Linked DNA regions of Homo sapiens: region 2 is linked to region 1. The links are chromatin loops, found by intact Hi-C in ENCODE. Cell type or tissue: pancreas. All regions are shown on one strand. Each heading gives the region's core, and the rest is flanking DNA. Links, peaks and the distances in the headings are about the cores only.

Region 1 (5,378 bases), core at 204-5,203:
AAAGAGAGCAGATCTGAAGTGTTCTCACCACACACACAGAAAGGCAACTGCAGGCCGATGGGTATGTTCAGTAGATTGGCTGCAGTCAGCAGTCCACTGTGAGTATACACACAAAACATCATATACACCTTAAATATATACAATATTTATTTAAAATTTAAATGTAAATGTTTCATAAGAGCTTGTCCATGCTTGCTGTCTCCTCTCCTCACTTCCCATTTCCTCCTCAAGCAGCTCCCACCAGGCACCCACCTCTACCACTGTCCCGTCTCCCCTCTGGCCCCTACAACCCGTGGAGAGGATCCTTTAAAGCCTGAATCAGGTCATGTCATCCTAGTCCTGACTCCTCATCGTTCTTACAGGAAAGTCTTAAGTGCTATCATGGCCTCTGTAGAGCCACTGAACTTCTCAGATCCCCATCTATAAATGGGGTCTGTAAGGTGACTTCACACATGTGCTGAGAAGATTAAATGTCGAGATATGTACAGCACTGAGAACATTCATCATGGCTGGCACATAGGAAACCCACTGTGGATTCTTACCATTGCTTCCACTGCAGATTTCAGCAAAGACATTTGTGAGTTACCTTCCAACCCCAGCATTTTCTATGTCAGAATGGGGCAGTCCTGCAAACACAAAAGACAGATCCCCGGCCCTGTCTCTTCTTCCTGTCCCCTTCTGTTTCCCCATTGCATCTCCTTTCCCCTTGCTCTGCCTCCCAAGCCTCCCCCACCCTCTCACTCTTTCTCTCTCTCTGCCTCTTTAGCTTTTCCATGAGAGGGACAAGCACTGGGGAGGAAGTTGTATTTGTGAAAGTGACCGAGTTGTATACGATTGTGTGAGAAGAGAAGAAAGGGTGCATACAGAAGCCCTTTGAATGCTCCCTAAAATTCCCCTTTTCCATCGTATCTCTTGGGATGAGAGAGAGACTGGGCTGGTGACGGAATGGTGGCGCAGTTGTAACATGGTCATCAGAGTTCATCTACCAGCATCTCCACTTACAAGTTTGCTTTCCAATGATCACCAGCTGAATGGGTTTCCCTACAGCAAAGATATTTCTTTTAAAATACCACTATTTCAAGAGTGTTTGGACAGGGTTATAACAAAAACCATAGGTATTGGCATATGGTTTTAGATTTCCCTGAGCACTGTTACAAACCTAGTCTGAATTCTCACAACAGCCCGCTTTACACCAGGCAATGGAGTCCTAGAGGCCTGGCACTCAGAACTCTGACCGCGTGTCTTCTGGTTCTAAACTCTGTCATTTCTACTCTGCTCCTTCCAAGAGATTTTTGCCCCCTTTTCTCTAAAAATTGGAGAGAGATGAGCCCCCAAAATGGAAGAACTAAAATAGCAATAGCTACTCTCTTTGCAGGGCTTAGCCAAACCCCTAGGCAACCTTCCCCCTGCTGGAAGTCTCTCCCTGTCCCTCCCAATCAGAGTGGCCCAGGTCCCACCCAGGGGACTGGCCGAGGCTCGCCTCCTCCAGACAGTGTTCCCATTGTCTGCAGCCTGCCTGATGTCCCACTCCCCAGGGCTGGCCACCGGTTTTCCCAATCAGCTAATCAGATCCACAGATCTCTGACAAAGGGCCTCTGCTTCTGCAAGTACAAGGGCTAAGGACGAGTTGTCTCTACTTTTCCAGATAATACAGTAGCTTTCTGGAGGCAATGCCTTGCTTTTCTCTGTTATCTCAACTACATGACTGAAGAGGGAAAGAGGCCTGTGGAACGCCGGGTTTCAGCTGCAGGGCATGTTGCGGAGGCACACACCTACTCAGAAACAGTCGAAGTCTGGGATGATCCTGGGTCCATGAGTTCCTGGGGACAACACGCTTTGCCTCAGTGACAGGCCAGGAAAAGCCACTTTATAAAATTGTGTTTACCCGCCTGGCAAATTCAACTCAGGTCTCTCTCTTTGGTCTTTTCCAGACCACCCACGTGTGAACACTTTTTAGCTTGGGGCGGAAGCTCACATTTCAGAAACAGCCACTGGTTTGGCCCCAGCCCCAAAAACCCAGGACCATCTGGAAACTTGGCCCAATTCCACACTTCAACATTCCTGTTGCTGTGACTGACACCAACAGTAGCCCTTCCCTGCAGGCCCCGGCAGGCAGAAAACACACAGCATTGCACCCTAAAATGGAAGAATTTTGCTTTGAATGATGGCTCTTATCTATGGCGGTTTCTGTGAAGTTTTTGGACGGAGAAGCATTGGCAGAACACAGGGTTTTTTTCTTGTCTGGACCCATGCGTCATATGTGCACTTGAGCACACAGTTCCCTCACTCTCATTGTTTAGTCTTGTGAAATAGGGATAATGGGGCTATTCCCTTCTTCTTAATGAAACTAATGAGCCAAATATTTGCAAGATATATCAAGAAGTTTGCTAGAAGTTTTAAAACAAATTCTTCCAAAACCATTTTCTCAAAAACCTGATTTATTTAATTCCTTAGTTCTTTTTGGAAATAAATGCAACTCTAAAGTGGCATTTAAAAAGAGCAAGATGACAATTCCATAATCTGCTAGAAACATTGTCATAAACATTGGAAGTAACCTTGACTAGCTGAGCTCATGGAAATTATGTCTTCATCTGCCTGTGTCTTTCCATTTCTCTAACTTCACATTACCAGAAATGCACAGTTCATGTGGGATGACATTTATTCAAGGTAATGATAACAATCTAGCTGTATCTCCGGTGATGCATGTGTTCCGGCCCTTCCCGGCCCAAGGTCCACTTGCTTGCTTTTCTCTCCGAGCTCATTCCTTCTCATTCATTTTGCCCAGAAAGTTCCTGCTTCAGAGCTGAAGGTAAGTACATTTTCCACTAATTCCTCAGCTTGCTAAGTGCTTTTGGACCATGAATAGAGCAGCTAGGAACAAATCTGAGAAGAGGTACTATTCAGAATTCCTCCAAATAGCTCATCTTTTTAATTATGGGCTTTCATCCTTCCTAAGGGAGTTTATTATTTTTCTAATTAAACTACTACAATGAAGGCTATTACCTTTTTGTCTAGCTAAAACAATCTTCCCTATTAATGAATTTATTGGCTTCTCTAGTACTCTTCAAATTGTCATTGAGCTCTATTCAAGGACTACAGCCAGTTTTTTCCTAATAGAATTAGGGGTGAAACAAATCATGCTTCTATTATCACTTCTGGAGTTAGCCCCTTCACCTGATCAGCTTGTCTAGGTGTAAGAGTGCGGGGGTTTTAGCGCCACAAAGACGTGGGCATGCGGCAGCTTCCTGAACCTCAGGCATTGGTGTCTAAGCAACTCCACCATCCACACGTGTGACGTTACAGTTCTGGGAGATGCACGCACACTTTCTGTGCCTTTCTCAACCACTAGCTCAGTCAGCCTCCACCTTCCTAGGCAGCAACACGGGGTGCAGGATAAACAATAACTAAAAGCATACTGATTATCACATACTCCTGCAAAGTGTTTGCACCCAGAAAGCATGCAGTCACTGCCATCATGAGGGGCTCACACCTTCCTTTGGCTGGCTCTGTCGGGGGGCACATGTTACCTAGAAAAGAGGCCCAGGCATTCGATTAAACAGCTCTTCTTCATATTTCAGTTTGTCTAAGCTGCCTTCAGATAACTGTCCCCATTCTTCACTTACACACACACACTCATACACACACATATACACACATACACGTGCACACTTGTAAACATACATACATACATGCATGCAAAAAGTCCAAAAGGGATAGGAATGGGAAAGGGGTACAAAGGGGTCCAGAGAGTACAGCCTTGAGCAGATCAGAAGGAGGAGTGCTCCTCACATGCCCTCCCCACCCCATCCCCGGAGTGGGAGTGAAGCGGTGGTCACAGGCTCTGCTCACACATTCATGCCTAGATCAAGCTGTACCGAACCCTTATGTGCTGGGCCTTGTTGCAAGCCTAAGTCAGAGTGGAGCCTCCTGGAGCCCCGGCGCTGAGGACAGCGCACACTGAGACAACACTTCACACTAGCTCCCAGACAGGACACACACCCACAAAGAGCTGTGGGAGCAGGGAGACGGGAGCCCTCACCCTGCCTTTGGGACACCGCTTAGGCCGCGGCAGGGGTGGAGGAGGGCATGAACCAGGGTAATGGGGTAGATAAGCTCCAAAGCCATCCTGACTTCTCAGTGGATCCTGAATCTCTGGCAGAGGAGGTTTTTGCTCAGCAGCAAATTGCCCTCTCACTGCCTCAGAGCAACTTAAGACATCTTAAAAAAAAAAAAAAATCCTATTCTTTACCTTGTTAATGATCCCAGGTATGTTTCCTATGGAATCCTTAGTGTCTAATACATTTTAATGAGAGCTTTCTTGTCTGTGTAAGCCACATTCCTTGCCTTCATTAGGCAAATATAATTGCTGTGGGCCAGGTTGTCTGCAGGGCTCAGCCTCAGACATGGTCAGGGCAGGTCTTATCCTAAGGAACTCAGATCCATCTGCAGGGTTTTCATGTGAATAATGCCGTTGTAGAAATAAGAACAAACAGCTACAGGTGCATAGACGGGCAGCAATCCTGGGCTCCCTTGGGATGCGGGGGCAGTGGAAGAGAGTCTGTACTTGGGCAAGGACACAGTGCTGAGTGTGAGAAGTGAGGAAGGACGTGTCCAGGCCCAGGGAGAGAGAACGTGTGAACAGACAGGCAAGCGCTGGTGCAGACCCACCCAGTGGGCCTTAAAGTGTGGTGGAGTCCTAAAGTCTTAACTTCTCTGTTCTCTGACTATGAGCCGCCAGGGTACAAAATTTGGAAGATGGTTTTAAAGTAAGTTCTCAACTCAAAATATGCGTGTGCCAAGCGCTGTGCTAGCAGCATGGGTAACGCACAGAGCCTGACTTGGTGGGAGAACAACATGTGCAAACTACAGAGACTAATCAACCTAGTAGGTGTCCCAGCATCAAAACCTGGGGGCAGCAAGCGTTTGTGTGAGCAGCACAGCCGTGGCAGGGAAAGGTCCGAGTGGGTCACACTGGCAGGAAGGCACCGTGGAGGAAGCCTGCCATGAGCAGTGAAGCTCAGAGGACGGGAGATGTGAGCGGGTGGAAGGTGGTGGTCCAGGTGAGGCTGTGCAGGGAGCTGAGCATCACACTGATTTCCAACCAGAACACTCCAGCCTGGGCTTCATGCCTCCCTAGCTGTGAGCTCCTGCAAAAGCTTCCATTCTCGGGACTTTCCTTCGCTCGTCCTAAGATGTGATCACATTGTCATTCATGCCTAATTTCCAGTCTTGTGTATATTAAAAAAGAAATTATACTGTAAGCAGCAGTTCTCTGTGAAGTGTCGGAAAAGCTGTAAACCTGCCCAGCGGCCTGCAAGATGATCACACCGAGAGATGCTTCTGCCTGTGCCCGGCATGGGGAAAAAGAATAAAGCCAC
Region 2 (5,378 bases), core at 188-5,187, 59 kb before region 1:
AGGAAGAATCAATATCGTGAAAATGGCCATACTGCCCAAGGTAATTTACAGATTCAATGCCATCCCCATCAAGCTACCAATGACTTTCTTCACAGAATTGGAAAAAACTACTTTAAAGTTCATATGGAACCAAAAAAGAGCCCGCATCGCCAAGTCAATCCTAAGCCAAAAGAACAAAGCTGGAGGCATCACACTACCTGACTTCAAACTATACTACAAGGCTACAGTAACCAAAACAGCATGGTACTGGTACCAAAACAGAGATATAGATCAATGGAACAGAACAGAGCCCTCAGAAATAATGCCGCATATCTACAACTATCTGATCTTTGACAAACCTGACAAAAACAAGCAATGGGGAAAGGATTCCCTATATAATAAATGGTGCTGGGAAAACTGGCTAGCCATATGTAGAAAGCTGAAACTGGATCCCTTCCTTACACCTTATACAAAAATCAATTCAAGATGGATTAAAGATTTAAACGTTAGACCTAAAACCATAAAAACCCTAGAAGAAAACCTAGGCATTACCATTCAGGACATAGGCGTGGGCAAGGACTTCATGTCCAAAACACCAAAAGCAATGGCAACAAAAGCCAAAATTGACAAATGGGATCTAATTAAACTAAAGAGCTTCTGCACAGCAAAAGAAACTACCATCAGAGTGAACAGGCAACCTACAACATGGGAGAAAATTTTCGCAACCTACTCATCTGACAAAGGGCTAATATCCAGAATCTACAATGAACACAAACAAATTTACAAGAAAAAAACAAACAACCCCATCAAAAAGTGGGCGAAGGACATGAAGAGACACTTCTCAAAAGAAGACATTTATGCAGCCAAAAAACACATGAAGAAATGCTCATCATCACTGGCCATCAGAGAAATGCAAATCAAAACCACTATGAGATATCATCTCACACCAGTTAGAATGGCAATCATTAAAAAGTCAGGAAACAACAGGTGCTGGAGAGGATGTGGAGAAATAGGAACACTTTTACACTGTTGGTGGGACTGTAAACTAGTTCAACCATTGTGGAAGTCAGTGTGGCGATTCCTCAGGGATCTAGAACTAGAAATACCATTTGACCCAGCCATCCCATTACTGGGTATATACCCAAAGGACTATAAATCATGCTGCTATAAAGACACATGCACACGTATGTTTATTGCGGCACTATTCACAATAGCAAAGACTTGGAACCAACCCAAATGTCCAACAATGATAGACTGGATTAAGAAAATGTGGCACATATACACCATGGAATACTATGCAGCCATAAAAAATGATGAGTTCATGTCCTTTGTAGGGACATGGATGAAATTGGAAACCATCATTCTCAGTAAACTATCACAAGAACAAAAAACCAAACACCGCATATTCTCACTCATAGGTGGGAATTGAACAATGAGATCACATGGACACAGGAAGGGGAATATCACACTCTGGGGACTGTGGTGGGGTCGGGGGAGGGGGGAGGGATAGCATTGGGAGATATACCTAATGCTAGATGACACGTTAGTGGGTGCAGCGCACCAGCATGGCACATGTATACATATGTAACTAACCTGCACAATGTGCACATGTACCCTAAAACTTAGAGTATAATAAAAAAAAAAACATTAAAAATAAAAAATAAAAAAAATAAAAAAAAGAAAGAAAACTTGTTAACAGAGACCCTGTTTCAGGTAAAAATTTCTGTATCCACTTCTCCAAAGTGGGAGGGGAGGTTGATTTCCTAGCAGAAATCTAAAAGAAGAAGGAGCCGGAGGATGATGACAAAGAAGACCAGAAGGAGGAGGAGGAGGAGGAGGAAATGTCAACATACATAGGGCCAGAACAATTGTGATGCCGTGGGAATGGTGTTACTTGTTGTTTTAGGCAGAGAATAAATGGGCATAAAACTATACATTGGCTGCTCCCCTAAATATCTTGATGTTCTGAAACCTCTAAAATGTTGGTTCTTGCATAATAAAGCCACTTGTGATCCTGCCAAGATTTTCTGTTACAATATTGAAGTGCCATAAGTGCAAAAATCCATCAAAGAGGTGGTAAGAAAATAACAGAGAATTTCAGAGAAAATATCAAGAAGTTGTGCAGCAGAGGAAAGGGATCTCCAATGGGAAGAATCCGATGGCTTCTTTCACCTAAGTCACCTGATACTTCATATAAGGTCAAATATTTTGTGACGTGGAGAAGTGGCTGGGGATTAGCCAACCTGACCAGCCATCATTGAGTCATTGCTGCTTTATGTCAATCATATTTGCTAATGTAAACTTTGATAAGGTTTTGTATTAGTCTTCTAGGGATGCCACAGCAAAATCCTACAGACTGGGCAGCTTAAACAATAGAATTAGTTCTCACAGTTCTGGAGTCTGGAAGCCCAAGACCAAGTTGATCACAGTGTTGGTTCCTCCTGAGGCCTCTCTCCTTGGTTTGCAGATGACCATCCTCTTGCTGTCTCCTCATGTGTCCATCCCCTGGCCTCTGTTTTTTGTCTCCTAATCTCTTCTTCTTATAAGGACATGAGTCATATTGGATCAGGGCACATCCATATGACCTCTCTTTAAAGGCCCTATCTCCAAATACAAACATATTCTGAGGTACCCAGGGTTAGGACTTCGACATATGAACTTCAGAGGGAGAGACACAACTCAACCCCTGGCAGGTTTCCTCCACCACATTTTAATGTTATAAGAAATAATGGTGGGGGCGGGGGAAAGTGAGGAAGAAAATGGGTAAAATATGCAGACCAGGTGGGATGCAAGATCCAGAGAAACCAGGGAAATTAATGTACAGAGTGAATGTGAATATCACAAACTAGATGAAATATTTATCCAGAGACAGTATACCATCTAAAAATGGAAGAGATTATTTCAAATTAGAAGACACTTAACAATGATGGTGGCCTCCAAGATGGCCCATAGGGCCCCCTCCTGGCTTCCACACCACACCCTGGGTCAGCTGCTCCCATAGTGTTGCAAGGCTGGTCAGGGTCCAGGGAATGTCACTTGGAGATTAGGTTATGAAGTCCTGTGGCTTCCGTCTTAGTTGCTCCCTGTTGACTCTCTTTCTCTCTCTCTCTCTGTCTCTTTCCCTCTTCTTCCCCTCTCATGTCTCTTGCTCTGGGCAAAGCATACTGCCCCTTTAGGAGCAGCCTGTGGAGAGGTTTGTGAGAGGAGGAGGTATGTGAAGAGCCTGGAGGTAGATGCTTCAGCCCCAGCTGAGCCTTCAGCTGACCACGGTCCCCACTGAGAGCTGACCATGACCTTTAAGGGACCCTGAGCCAGAACCCCTCAGCTGAGCAGCTCCTCCATTCCCAACCCTCAGAAATGTTGTCAATTGTAAGCAGCCAACTTTTGGAGTAATTTGTTATGCAGTGAGAGAAAACTAATACAACAATCTAAGCTCAACTTGTATTTTATGGATGAAAATATACTTTACTCAATGCACATGCATAATTATATATTCCTCTGTTTATTCATCCCCATTAAAGTATTTTCACTAGACACAGTCCTAAAAAAGCAAGAAAAATATGATTTTAATTTACAGCATAAAATATTTTTTAAAAGGTTTTATTTTTTAACAGTAAGGAAATGTTGAAACAGGAACAGAATTCTAGGAGGATTTTGGTGATTTGCCTGGGATGTTAACTAACGTTCTCCTTCCTGGCTTTACGAGTATTTGAAATTCTGTTATTTATATTTTGTCACAGCATCTCTGTGCTGCTAACTTTAGCTCATAAAATATTATATTTAATTCTCCAACTTCCTTCTTCATACCCTCTGGTTTGTATAAATATTTAACTGAACTCCAGTTTAGATAAGGCAAAATTTCATTACTAGTCTTCATATGAAACATTGTTATCAAATCCCTCACTGACATTTTCTTTTTAATTAAAAAGGTATTTTCAAGACTAAAGTCACATTGCCCAGTTTTGAGCTACAAACCCTCCAGGCATTCTCACAGTGGCTGTCAGCACCATTTTCTAACAAAATGCTGCAAGTTCTGAGACAGCAAGTGAAATAATTTAGCAACCATGAAGACTAAGAAATATCATCAACAAAATGTGTTTACTATGGAAGTGGAGATGTCACATGGTCTGGCCATCTGGAGCCTTTGTTCCCAAGTTTCTCATATCCCCGAGTCCCCAAGCCATACAGTCCTGTCAAGATGTCAGCAAGGCTGGCTCCTTCTGAGGGCTCTAGAGAGAATCCAGGTCGCTCTCCTGCCTCCCAGTGGCTGCCAACAATCCGTGAGTTCCCAGGCTTGAGGATGAACCACTCCACCTCTTTCTCCTGTCTTCACACATCTCTGTCTCCTGTGTCCTCCCTTCTGTCTGCCTCATCTCCCTCTGGATGGCTCTTGTAAGATTTAGGACCCACGCAGGTAACAGGATGATCTCATCTTGAGATCTTTAACTTAGTTACATCTGCAAAGACCCTTTTTTCAATTCATAGCTTCCAGGGATTTGGAGAACTTTAGGAGAAGGGGGCACAATGAAACCTACCACAGAATCTATTTTTCTTCTAAATCCTCAACCCAAATACAAGTGAGCAAGTGCTAGTAGCATTACCTAATTGCTTGCACAATTTTATTTTTCCAATAAGTCCATGGGATCTGTTAGAATTATTTATCTACATTTTACAGATTAAAATGCTGAAGACAAAGTTTACATGATGTATATGACCAAGATCTCACTACTTAAAAGAGAATGAGATATGAATCATTTGCAACAGAGTCCCTGACTTCTTAGCTGCCCAGTTGTAAAGAATTATCAGAATCCAGAGTTGCTTTTGTCGGTCACTGTGAGAGATGATGAAGGCTGCACTGTGCCAAGGAACAGTCTGGTCACCGTAGAAACTTCCTACAGGTCCCCCTTTAGTGCCTCCAATGCCACCCATCATGCAGTCCAGAAGATCATTTTTCAAAAATCTGAAGACAGCTATTATTTCTTTAATGTCTTCATGTCTTCACCTTACTCTCCAGGTTTTATGAACCTCTCCTGATGGCATCTGGTCCTATATTCGTTATGACAGTAGACATTCCTTTTGGGCTGTATCTGCCATGAGGGAGCCTGTAGGACTTGGTGAAGACACTGTCGACTTGGGAACCTTGAAAAGCCTCAGGACTGAACAGTACACACCAGCATCATGGAAGGAGGTGATTTATAGCCCATGATAATTCATGGGAATGTTATCAGGAGAGAAGGGGAGCAGGAATCTACAAATGTGAGCTCTGTCCTCTCTTAGAAGTGTTTGTTTTTGGGAAGTCCACAAAATGACTCGACTCTCCCCTTTGTAGGTCCTTGATATGCTAATATTAAAGATGAGGAAAAAGAAAACCCACCTTTGATGTCCAGAAGCTAATCTAA

What was found. A loop is a pair of places that touch in the nucleus more often than their neighbours do. Peaks named below come from ENCODE experiments on the same cell type or tissue, not always from the same donor. Only the 100,000 strongest peaks of a DNase experiment are listed, where the experiment ranks them.
Region 2: it touches region 1 in a loop (6-fold over the local background); 3 of 110 quality-filtered maps call a loop at or near these places.

The regions. Positions count from the first base shown.
Region 1 is chr18:13,912,919-13,918,296 of GRCh38, reverse strand. MC2R (melanocortin 2 receptor) reads left to right here and starts at 2,761. Exons shown (of 2, transcript NM_000529.2): 1 at 2,761-2,809. In pancreas, for the core only: no CTCF peak of the experiment used is centred there; no DNase peak of the experiment used is centred there.
Region 2 is chr18:13,972,107-13,977,484 of GRCh38, reverse strand. No RefSeq gene overlaps it. Among named protein-coding and RNA genes, the nearest start is that of MC2R, 59 kb to the right of the region's middle. In pancreas, for the core only: no CTCF peak of the experiment used is centred there; no DNase peak of the experiment used is centred there.